2 separate regions of the Mus musculus genome follow, and region 1 is linked to region 2. Evidence: chromatin contacts called from ENCODE POLR2A ChIA-PET data. All regions are on one chromosome and are shown on one strand. The core of a region is the stretch at or near the end of the contact, and the rest is flanking DNA. Distances in the headings are between cores, read along the strand shown. Region 1 holds the start of Grk5 (G protein-coupled receptor kinase 5). Region 2 holds the start of Eif3a (eukaryotic translation initiation factor 3, subunit A).

Region 1 (6,021 bases), core at 1,242-3,741, 99 kb before region 2:
GAGGGGACAAAAACTTTAGTCCCACCTCTAAATAAGTTAGGGGAAAGGGCAGTAGAGGAGGGAGACCTAAATATCTGAAACTCTACTCAGATTTCAGAGCATTTCCTCCTTTGGGGACTTCCAAAACAAGCCTTCCAGGTGGCTGTTTTAGGATGACAAGTGACCTCAAAGTGTCAAGATGAGTTGCTGAAATATAGCACAAGGTGGGTTGTATACCACCACACACCATGTACTGAGCCACAAGGTGGTGGAATGGGCTGGATAAACATGAGTTGTTTTATTGCTGGCCAGAAAATCTTCCTTCATTCATCAAAGTGGCTGAATGAAAACATTATGAAGTAGGGATGGCATTTTCCCGGGCTACTTGCAGAGAATCCTTCTGAAGGGAAAAAACTTACTCTGTCTGCCCTGGATATCAAATACAATTTTCTCCCAGGACAGGAAAACAACAACAACAACAACAAACCCTCCCCCTTCTTATAGAATGGTTGCACACCAGAATCCAAATCTTGGCAAATGCGATGTTACATAAATTCCAAGTTTTCCTAAATATGTATGTTTACATTCATGTAACACAAACCTTTTTGGACATCGAAGTTTCTGTCACCCCAAATACTTTTTCAAATCAAAAATCAAAAATCAAAATGCCTGGTACTGGGTATTACTAAGGATCTTACCTATTCCTGACAGCTAAATGCAGAAATTTAGTGAGATGCATACAAAACACAGCAGCACACTTGTCTATAACTAAGCCTTATCTACCTCAGGGTGGGAGCTGGGGTGGTTAATAACAACAATCCACCCTAAAAAAATTTAAATTATTTTCTCAGTGACTTGTAAAGCCGCCCTTTCATTATTCTATAAACTGGCTAATTCCTCAACATCTTACTTTGCCTTTAAAAGGCTTCCTTCCACACAACGACGGGATTTCCCTAAGAAAATTTCCCAGAGGATGATTTCCACCAATAGTCTTTATCAACTCAGCCTGCGCAAGCAAAGACTTGGTTTTTGCTAATTCCAATCCCACAACACACACACACACACACACACACACACACACACACACACATACACGAGAGAGAGAGAGAGAGAGAGAGAGAGAGAGAGAGAGAGAGAGAGAGAGAGAGAGAGAGAGAGAGAGAGAGAGAGAGAAGAGGATTGGAAGAGAAGAAACAGAGGAGAGGAGAAAGAGAAGAGACAGAGGAGAGAGGAGAAAGAGAGAGAGGAGAGAGTTTTTTCACATTCTTAAAACCATCCCGGGCCAACTCTAAAGACTGTTTTATTGGCACGTTTTCTTGCTTCTATCTCCTAAAAGAATGCTTTTCCAACTGCCCTTTCAACAGCTGCGGAGATCGAACGATTTCTAAGGTTCAGTTGGAAACTAGAGGATATTTTAGCATCTTAACTCGTCCCTGCAACTGTCTTTGCCCCGGTCCCTATCTTCTGAGCCCAAGGCTCAGAAGTCTCTCAATATTTGCAGACAGATCTCCAAGCTGTACCACTCGCACCAACTCACTGTGAGCATCCTGCACGCCCGCTTGTCACCCGACACCCGCACCCCGGCCCGCGGCAAACGCGCCGTGCACGCACCGGACCACCCGAGCTTACCTTCCCGGGCTTTCAGCAAGACCGTGTTGGCCACGATGTTTTCCAGCTCCATTGACAGTCGGCAGTCAGCGAGGGAGCCGGCCGGCTGTGCTGTCAGCGTCTGGGGTGATGCCGCTGCCGCTGCCACTGCTCGAGCTGCCGCCGCTGCTGCCAAACCCCAGAGCAAGCAGCCTGCCTGCTACCGCATTATTCTTTCTCGGAGCCCGCGGAGTTTCCCCCTCTGCACCGAAGAGACGCCGCCGCCGCTTCTTCCTCCCTCTGTGTCCCCCCTCCCCCCTCCCTCAACACTTTCCCCCCCACCCCCCACCCTCCGCGCGTCTCTGTCACTCCATTCTCCTCCCCTCCGGCTCCCTCGGATGCTTTAATGCTTCGGATGCTTCAGCCTCCCCTCGTTCCCCTCCCGGGGGTGTGGTACTCCAGGCTCGAGCCGCTGCAGCGCGCAGGCGTCTGCCCGGAGGCAACTCCCACCGCGCGCTCTGAACGCGAGGAGTGCTGGGAATTGTAGTCCCGCGTCTGACGGGGCGAGGGCTCTATTGCACCGGGACTGTGGAGCAGGACTGCTGCCGGTATGGCGCTGAGCCCAGGCGGCCCAGCCTCGCCGGCAGGAGTCAAAAACGACTCAGCCAAAACGAAACCCCCACTCCTGGAGCGCAGAGTCCCTTTCCTGTCCCGCCAAGATCCGAGAAAGCGGAAAGCACAAGCCAAGGCGGCAGAACGCTGCTGTGGGAGGCCCAGGAGTGAGCTGAGACCCGAGCGAAGGCGCGCTCCTGGGGTTCCGCGCGGCCCGCCGTCTGCCGCTCACACGCGCCAGGTCTCTGACAAAGGTGCACTTTGTTTCCGGGCAGCAAGGGGTTCGGCCAGCCCGGGGCGACCTGGCGGCCGCTGATCTCTAGGCACGAAGTATGCGCGCCCCCTGGCGACGGCGCGTCTATGGGAACCAGAAGGCAGGCGCCTGGGACTCTCGGGATCCCCACGCACAGAGCAGCTTCACTTTGCAAGCCCGGGAGCCCAAAACCCCAAGATTTTCATTATAACCAAACATATTGTAGTCGAATTACTAAAAACACATAAGAAATCGAATCTTCTGTGGAAATGTTGATGAGTAACAAGCCAAGCCAGCATGAAAAGGCATTCAAATTCCAGGCTTGTTTATCTTGGAGCACTTGGCTCCTTACACTTTCAGAACCTCGGACTCCAGATCTGGTCCCAGCTCCTCTTTCCCCAAAACTTCTAATGCTGGGAAATTAGCTGTCCGGTCACCTGGAGTCTTTCGAGGAGAGTCCTAAGAGCTGGGGGCGGGGCTGCCAGGTCCCAGGGAACAATGAGGCCTTTGCCTCCTCTGGGCCTTTCGGGCCGGATATCCGTTCTGAAACTAGTCTGAGGCTTCTGTGTCCAAGAGAAGGAAAAGCCGGCTGTCCCCAGAGCAGCCAGGAAATAGGGAGGGGCCTAGAGAAATGGAAAACAGTCATTAAGCATTGGAGCTAATGGTGTTTTAAGTGTGGTTACCAGACTAGTGCTGGTTCTAACAGTTAGTGATAGTCTTTTTCCTAGTGGGTATATCTGCCACCACCACTTGCCTAGTGTCTGGACTTGGATCAGTGGGCCTCACTTGTCTACAAGAAGAGTTAAGTTTGCTTGTCAGAAGACAGAGAGTTGAGCAAACAACTTGAGCACCTGACAGCACAGGAATTACTACTGTTCTAAGCAATCTAAACTTAGACTTTACTACAGACTCTCATTCCCAGAGCCCCAACGTGTGATGAAGGAATCTCTCTCAAAAAGAAAGTTATATGTAAGTACACTTTAGCTGTCTTCAGACACATCAGAAGAGGGTGTCACATCTCATCTCCTTATGGATGGTTGTGAGCCACCATGTGGTTGCTGGGACTTGAATTCAGGACCTTCAGAAGAGCAGTCAGTGCTCTTAACCACTGAGCCATCTCTCCAGCCCGTTTATTGACTTTTTTCACCATTTTTTCCCACTTTTTTTTTTTTTTTGAAACAGGGATTCATAAAACCCAGGCTGGCCTATAGTTCCTGATTCTGCTGCCTGGGTCCTCTGTAAGAGCAGTGAGTGCTGTTAAACACTAAGCCATAATATTTCATCTCCAAAACATTTTTGTTTTGTTTCCTTTTTTGATAAAATTTCCTTGTGTAGCCCTTGCTGTCCTGGAACTAGCTCTGTGGATGAAACTGGCCTCAAACTCAAAGAGATCTGCCTGTGTCTGCCTCCCAAGTGCTGGGACACCACTGTTGGAGTTCCATAACATTTTTTTTAATGATTAAGTTTGACCTGGTTACAAACTTCCTGTGTTTACCAGTCCTAAAGATTTTTAACAATGCAGATTCTGATTAAAATGCAGATGTAGATCTAGGGCAGATCCTGAAATTTCTGTGAGGAAACACACCACCCTCTTGAGTAGCAAAGCTCTGTTGACTGTAACTCATACCACTCTATTTTCTAATATCCAGCCCCAACCCGAGTCAGCAGTAGTTTTCCTCTCTGGTAGATAGAAGCATGCTTGTTTGCCTCTCTGTAAAGGCCTGCCTTTCTCCATTTTACAGAGATATGCAGATCCAGAATAAGGCCCAACAGATACAGCAAGTGGGTCTTAGCTTGAACAGTTCTCTCTCCACTACAGGGTGATACATCTTTCCTACAAAATAAATGGTTGTAGGTCAAGTTATCTGTGCCTCTCTGAGGAAATTAGGACATTCCAGTGCAAGAATGGAACAATGATAGCATTTATTCAACCCCAGTGGGGAACCAGGCCTGTGCTGTTTGACATGGATTATCAACTTGAACACAACGTCCGGATGAGATAGGAAATATAGCTGTATTTTGTAGATAAGAAGAGGTTTTATTATTTTCCTGGGGTTACACACTAGTAAGTAAAAGTCCTAGCAATGGAGATGCATACCTTTAGTCCCAGTGCTTGGGAGGCAGAGGCAGGAAGACCTCTGACTTCAAGGCCAGCCTGGTCTACAGAGTGAGTTCCAGGACAACCAGGGCTACACAGAGAAACCCTGTCTATAAATAAATAAATCCTAGGATTTGAGCCTGGCAGATAGATCAGAGAGTTCATTCACTGATCTCTGCCTGGTACAGATTGGATGCCATGGTTCTGAAATTTTGTTTTGTTGCCACAGTGAACTTGTAAGGAAAAGCAGACAGTTGACTAAATGGTTAAGATTTTAGGGCATTTTCTATTTCCATCCATAATTCCACTGTGATCATTTCATTCTTTTCAATTAGCTACAATAATAATTCACGGTCCCCTGTGAAAAATGAGTTTGTTTTGAGGAAGAGTCATCAATTAAGTATCAATAACTAATTAGGGAATTGTTGACAGCCAACTGAGAGCAAGTATGGAAATCAAAATGAGGATCCTGTGAGTATGCAATAATGAGAAAGACAAAAGCTGACAAGCTACACACTGGATCCTCAAAGCTAAAAAGGAAAAGGAAAAAACAAACAAACAAAAAACCAGGGTCTCTTCCAGAGGCACCTCTATCTCCCATGGATAAAAGCTGTTGGGTCAGAGTGTTTATAAACCGACATCTACTATTCTGGACGACCACAGTCTATCGTCATTCTAAAGTGTACATTCGTTCCTCAGTCATTACACTGGCTTTCTGAATCCTACTGACCTTTTTGGCCTCTCAGCTTGCAGCTGAAGGTGCTGGAAATAGAAATATTCCTTTTTTTTTCTCTTGTCTCTTTGTTCAATGTTTAATTTGCCAAGTATTGCAGGAGTACAGGCAACTTCCATTACCACCAGCAAGAAAGTAAGTGGGCTACAAACACTGGAATCAGAGCAATTGTTGGGTTTCAGACCCCCAGAACAAACAGCTGAGGTGCATATTTTTACATACCAAAGCAGACCTAGCCACCATGTTCTCCCAGCATCCTTCAGTTCCTAGCTGGCATACTCCACCTTCTACCCTAGACTGGACTACCCTTCCCCCAAGGGCTCTTCTAGATATAATACAGACATTTTGGTCTCTCTCCCCACTTTTTCCTTCTCTCTGCACCTGCACTTTCTCTCAAATCACTCTCTGTCTCCCTCCCCATAGAGACTTCCCTGGCCTCTTTTCTTGGGCCCAGTGAATTTACCCAATAAACCTGTGTTTGTATATATTTTCATCAGTCTTGGATTGGCTCAATTCACCGGTGGAGAAAATAACATCAATTGTAGAAATATATACAGAGGACTCTGCCAGTGAAGGAAGAAGTGGTCTCAAGCATCATGACAATTCCAAGAAAGATAAGTGAATTGAAAAGGACTTGGAAATCCAAGGCTTCCCATTAAACACCCCTCCTACTCTGAAAGGACCGATGGTCACCAAGTTTCACATTTAAAATGTTGCCATTGTGTATCACATTGTGTTTTTCTATTAATTCCTTTCTTT
Region 2 (6,495 bases), core at 2,706-5,205:
AGTGTAGTGACAGGCTTAGAACCAGTGTACTCAGGAGCTTTGTGAAGAGACCAGTGTATTTTCATTTATATTTGTGTTCTTGTGTTTAAACATTTGGGAAACTGGAAGTAGAAGGGCAGATGTGCTAAGAACTAAAGATGAAACACATTGGGCTTCTAATCTTGTTCTTCCCTACAGATAGAACTGGAAAGTCTTATTTAAATATTGTTGTGGATTTTCATTTGTTAATCTTCCATGATTAGTTTTTAAGCAGCCTATCCGACTGTTGCTCTGCCAAGCATTCAGATACACTTGTAAACACTACAAATTATCATCCTTATCCATTCTTACGTATAATAAAGGATAAGACATGATGTTATTAATGTTCAACATATATATTGAGACATGGTCTCTCTTTGTACTCCTGGCTATCTTGAAACTCACAGATGCCTGAGTCTGCCTCCGGAGTGCTGGGTCTAAAGGCATATGCCACTACACCCAACTAATGTTTAAATTTTTGGCATCTAGCCTTATCTGGTGCCAAGGAAAATTTCTGGAGGAAGTAATACTTAGGCAAAACCTGAATGAGAAGGTTGGTTTTAAAAGCAAGGGTAGGGTTAGGTGGGTAGGGGTCATTAATCTCAGATTTAGGAGGCAAGGGCAGGTGGATCTCTTGCTTCTGGCCAGCCAGACTACGTAGTGAGACTGTTTCAAAAATAAAATAAAATAAAATAAAATAAAATAAAATAAAATAAAATGGAATGACTGGTTCCTAATGAAATGATGGCAGGAGATGGGCAGGGTCTTTTAGGTACAGAAAGACACAGTGTGGGCCTGGAGCAACAGAAGAATCTGCACTGCAGTGGTTTCTGTTTTCATGGAGATTATGGGCTTCTTCCTAGGATTCTACTAAAGTACGAAGTTAGACTATTTTATTTGCTGTTGTAACCCTTACACCTATCAGAAATGTATATTTGTTATGCTTGGCACATGGTACACACTTGATAAAGATTTGCTGAATGAACGCATTACTATGAATCATAGATTATAAGTACATTCCCATATTCTTGAAAATAAAATGATAAATGTTGGTGCATGCCTGTAGCTTGAGCACACTTCAGACTAAGGGGGAATTGAAAATTCTAGGCCACTTTGTAATGTTTTCATTGCACAGTGAGATCATATCTCAAAAGCAAAACAAAAGAGAAAAACTGAACCCCTCTCAAAACCACTCCCTATATTGTATTAGAGAAATTATCTCAGGAAGTACAAAAGTAACTTGACAAGGAAAAAAATATTTATCAACTTTTGACATGCCTGAATGGTTGTTTTCTGCTAAGTGAGTATTAATCAGCTGGCAATTATGCTTTCCTCTTGGTCCAATTAGATTCTATTTCAATTTTCATTGTATAAGCATCTATTTTTACCAGGGACTCACGAATTCTTTGAAATGAAGCATTGAGACTTTAATATCTCTAACACTCAACATTATGGCTGCTAGCTGGTACCAAAAGCCTGTTGGAGGAATGTATTTACCCCCGATAATCAGCATTATTATTTTCATTAACAAAGAGTACCAGACTCGGGGCTGGAGAGATGGCTCAGTGGTTAAGAGTACCAAATGCTCTTCCGAAGGTCCTGAGTTCAAATCCCAGCAACCATATGGTGGCTTACAACCATCTGTAACAAGATCTGATGCCCTCTTCTGGAGTGTCTGAAGACAGCTATAGTGTACTTACATGTAATAAATCTTAAAAAAAAAATGAGTACCAGACTCTAAGTAAATTGTTGGAGGTGGTGTCTTATTTGCTGCTCAGCTGTTCTTGAACTCTGAGGTTCAAGCAATCTTTCTGTCTTAGGCTTTGAGTGGTTTGGATTACATACCAGCCACTGTATATAACTAATTTGACTCATTTTTTTAATGCACACATGTGATCATTGTCTATATGTCACCGATGATTAATATGCTTTAAATAACACAAAGGGGAAATCATCAATATGAGGGATATTTCATTTCACTTCTTTTAATTTTCTAGTGGTCAACTGACTGTGGGCCTACCAAATAGGTAATGTTAAACACACTTTACCTTCATGACTATTTTCCCTTATGAATGTTTATGTACAATGTGTGTGCCTGGTGCTTGTAGAGGTCAAAGGTGTAAGATATCCTAGAACTAGAGTTATGGATGGATGGTTATAAACCATCTTATGGATGCTTAGAATCAAACCTGGATTCTCTCTTCAGGAGCAAAAAGTGCTCTTAACTGCTAAGCCATTTCTTCAGCTTCTATTTTACTATTTTTTGTTATGATAATGGAGTCGAGAATGTGAGAAAGCCTTTTCTGATATTTAGGCCAAGTTTCTTTTTATTTTACTGCTTGAGTCTTTCTTTAGCCTATGAAGTAATTTTTATGTAATTAAAAACTGCATGAAAGAACTATTTGCTCTTTATGTTTGGCTTTTAAAATTTGACTTAACTATAATATACACAAAGAAACCCTTTGATCATGCCCATAAAACAGTTGGTAAAGCTTGTAAATACTGGATGCTCTTTTACACCAATCCTGTCCGGGTACTTGTTTTGGAAGGTGAAAGTTCATGATTTAGCATGGTCTAAGCATTCTGGAGGAAGAACTCTTGAAATGAACTTTAACATATTTTTTATTGTTTTTAGTGTGCCCTGTATCTTTGAGTGGGTATGTTCATGTGAATGCAAGTGTTGGGTAAGCCAGAGATGATAGATACTCCAAAACTAGAGTTATAGGTGGTTATGAGCAGTCTGATGTGGCTGAACTAGAGTGCTCTGCAAGATTAGTATCTCTTCAGACCTTTAAATAGCTTTAAAATATTTCTCATTAATTTGTTTTTCGAGAAAGGTTTTCCTCTGTGTAGCTTTGGTCTATAGAACTCCCTGTATAGACCAGGCTGGCCTGGAACTAACAGGGATCTGCCTGACTCTGCCTCCTGAGTGCTGGGATCAAAGGCCAAAGGCGTAGATTCTCACCACGCTCAGGTTTTATTTATTTTTTAAGGTTTCCTCATTCATTGACACAGTATCTCATTAACTCACATGTCCCATACTATTGTAAAATATGTAATAAACTTACAATAATTTATTCTTTTCTTCCTGAATTTTCTCTGAACCTTTGTGTGGTGCCAGGGATTATGGAGGCCCCTGTGTGTGCTAGAGGAGCGCTCAGCCACTGTACAGCCACAGCCCTGAACTCAAGTTAATTTCCTACCAAGAGCCTAATAATTCGACGCGGTTTAAATGGCTTTCAAGCTCTAAGCATAGTAATTAATCTGTGAACACTACATTTGTTAGGTAGCAATAAAAGACATGGCTTGCAATAAGCCATTTCTTCACCAACACATTTCTTATATTTGTTTGTGACGTGAGCTGTATGTAAAAATCGATGACACTCGCGTATTTTCAAATATACAAGCCAGGTTCCTGGGTCTTCTACTCCCCTTCTTTCGGGAATCCTTGGGACACTAACCCTAGGAGGATACCAAATAACTCTGTTTATTATTCGTTTGTTCCCTCCCCTTCCTTGTCAATCAAGTGACTGGTGACCTATTTTTCAGGGATGAACACCACTGGCCAGCGATACGGGGTCAGCACTTCCGTTCAGTATTTTCAACCTTTCCAGGAGAGGTCCCGGCAGAGGCGATGCGACCCTAACGCGGCCTGCTTCCGCGCACGTCATTTTGGCTATGACTGTGTAGACACTGCCTTTTCTCGTCGCAGATCAGACCGCAAATTTCCCTTTCCCACTCTGTGTCCGCGGGGGGCAGAGGTGGTCGGAGAAAACGGTCCCGAAGGTTCCCTCCCGCAACCAAAGAACACCACAGCTCGCGCTGCTCGGCACCCAGCGCCACGTCAGCCCGCGCTCGAGACGCCAGCGCGCCTGCGCGCGGAGAAAGGCGGAACATGCGCAAAGGCCTGCCTCCTACATCCGGGGCTCGGGCGGCGGCGCTGCCGCCGCGAGGGAATCACGTGGTTCCTTCCTTTCCGTCTCTGGCCGGCTGGGCGCGGGCATCTGCTGGCGAGGCGCGTGGAAGCTCGCGCTAGTTCCCCTCCGCCTTCTCTCCCGGTCCAGGCCACTAGGGAGTTCGCTGACGCCGGGTGAACTGAGCGTACCGTCAAGATGCCGGCCTATTTCCAGAGGCCGGAAAATGCCCTCAAGCGCGCCAACGGTGAGTAAGGCAGCGGGTCGCGCCGCGCAGGGCCGGCCCGAGGCCTGGGAGTTTCGAGGGCCTCCGCCTGCTGCCCGCAGCCCGGGCTGTGGAGGCCAGTGGTCACGGCCGCCGCCACCGGGCCGCGTCTGCGCACGGCCTCCCTACTCAAGCGGGCCGCGGCGGAAGGCGCGGATCAGGAACCGTCGCTCTGGTGTGTGTTGAGTGGCTGCCGCCCGAGGCTTGCGTCGCAGGGCCACGGCCCAGCGGGTCAGGACTCTCGGGTCTTGCGATTCTTCGCTACGATCGGCCTTCTGCTGGCTTTTCAAACCCGCGGGCTGCTTGGGAAGCCCCGCGCTCCCTGCCGCCATCTGGGAGTGCCGGGAGGAGGAAACATGGCTCCCTCCCGGGGACAATGCACGCGAGAACCTCCGCTCCACCTCCCGCCGGGGTCGGGAGCCGGCTAGTCTACCTTCACTCCACCTCTCGGGCACGTCTGGTTCCTGATCCCACGCGGAGGCCTTCTGGGTCAGGGTCTACTTCCCTCACTACTAGTTTGCACTTCAGGCCTCTGCTCCATTAACTTGTTTCCTGTGGTGTCCTCCCCCCCACCCCCCGAAATGATGAGGGTCATTTCGAAAGTATTTCGAATCCAGTAAAGTTAGTATTCTTTAGGGATTTAAAAATGATCTACCCAGACAAGCCCTAGAAAGAGTGATTTCCCCAAGGTCACTTGGGAGTGTCAGAAAACTAAGACCAAGGTCTCTTGATATCCAGATCAGCTTTTTGTTTTTTGTTTTTTTGTTTTTCCTCCACCGCAGAGCCACTGAGTGCTATTTCTATTTCCATACGTGTGCTTAATTAAGCCTAGTGCTTGCAGGAAAGACTTGCCCGGATCTCTGACATTGTGTCGTGGAAAACTCGTGTGCGCATATCTGATCTGACCTTTAAAAATTGCTTTTTATTTTTTAAAATAAAACCTGATAATTCAGTATTTGTGCCCTTTTCAACCCTTCCAGTCCAAACTGGAAAAATAAACCATGTATGTTGCAGGTTTTTGTTTGGCAAGCTTGTTAGAAGTGGAAGTTACATTTTGTGAAAAGGCCATTTGACTCAAAACTTATAATAAAAGAATACTGCTGATAATTTTCAGGAATGAAGATGTGTTGGTTACATACATTAATATTTTTTGTGGTTAGGAAGCAGTCTGGAGTAGAATAATAATGCACTGTGGGTCACCCAATACCTCTAGTACTAATCTATTATTGAAAATAGAACTAGCTAATTTAGGACTTTTAATGTTTTGAAACTTAGAATTGCATTGTGCTGTAGAAAATGGAATTGGATAGACTTACTAGGTATAGCTATTAATATATGTTTAAGTTGTAACATTTAGCAGCAGTTACCATAGTAGTCTAGTTAAAGCACTACAGTCTTTGGCCTACATACATACATAGTAACATGCTGACCTTATCTTTCTCCTGTTTGGAATCTTCATGTGAACTTGGTTAATATTACAATAAAGTTTTAAAGTAGAAAGGTTACATAATGTGTTCTAAATTTCTTTTCACAGTTTCTAAGTTGACTTGATTAATGATGAGTAAGCTGGGGAGAGTGTTAGCAAAGTAGACTAGGACTTTGTGGTACTGTGTGGCTAACTTGGGTCTTGGTGCATTTTCCCTAAGGCCCGTATTGACTTCTTGCTGCAGCCCCATTACAGTTTCCCAAGTAGCAAGTAGTGATGCCTTAGCTTCCCAGGGATTTGACAGGAGCAGATTGTCTATCACACGTGCGGCACTGTTTGTAGAACAAGTAGATGATAAAATGGGTTTTCACTTTTAAGAAAGGTTTACCTAAATGTTTTATCTGTAGCATTTTGTAGCCCCAGGGATATTTAGAGCTAATCTAGTGCATTATTTTAATAAATAAAATAGACCTTCAAGCCATTCTAATTGGTAATTTTGGGGTGGAAAAGTGTCAAAGCCTTTTACACTCAAACTCTACAACTCCTGCCTTAAAAGGTAAAACTGTTATGAAACCCCACAACTGAGTAGTAACGATATAGGTTGGATACTTAATCTGTTGAAGGAATTAGTGAAAAATGAAGGATTGATATGAACCTTTTCTTTATTGGTAGATACATGGTTTCAGTCATATACTCAGGAGAAACGCAGAGTGCTGTTTTTCTAATAATACATATAATTCTGGATTTCAGTTTATAGATCTTAATCTCGAAATCATCTAAGGGTTGAAATAATTCTTTCTAGCTGCTCTCACACAATTAGGTAATTTCAAGTCTCAGTTGTAAGTTAAGAGTAAGGACTCACAGCCATGATC

What was found. ChIA-PET counts read pairs that join two places held with the same protein, here RNA polymerase II (POLR2A).
Region 1: POLR2A ChIA-PET joins it to region 2 with 13 read pairs in embryonic stem cell. The contact joins the promoter of Grk5 here to the promoter of Eif3a in region 2. POLR2A ChIA-PET finds 5 or more read pairs at or near these places in 3 of 5 experiments (Patski and embryonic stem cell).

Annotation. Positions count from the first base shown.
Region 1 is chr19:60,886,219-60,892,239 of GRCm38, reverse strand. It overlaps Grk5 (G protein-coupled receptor kinase 5), which reads right to left and starts at 2,491. Exons shown (of 16, transcript NM_018869.3): 1 at 1,609-2,491. The coding sequence starts at 1,660.
Region 2 is chr19:60,788,153-60,794,647 of GRCm38, reverse strand. It overlaps Eif3a (eukaryotic translation initiation factor 3, subunit A), which reads left to right and starts at 3,955. Exons shown (of 22, transcript NM_010123.3): 1 at 3,955-4,179. The coding sequence starts at 4,131.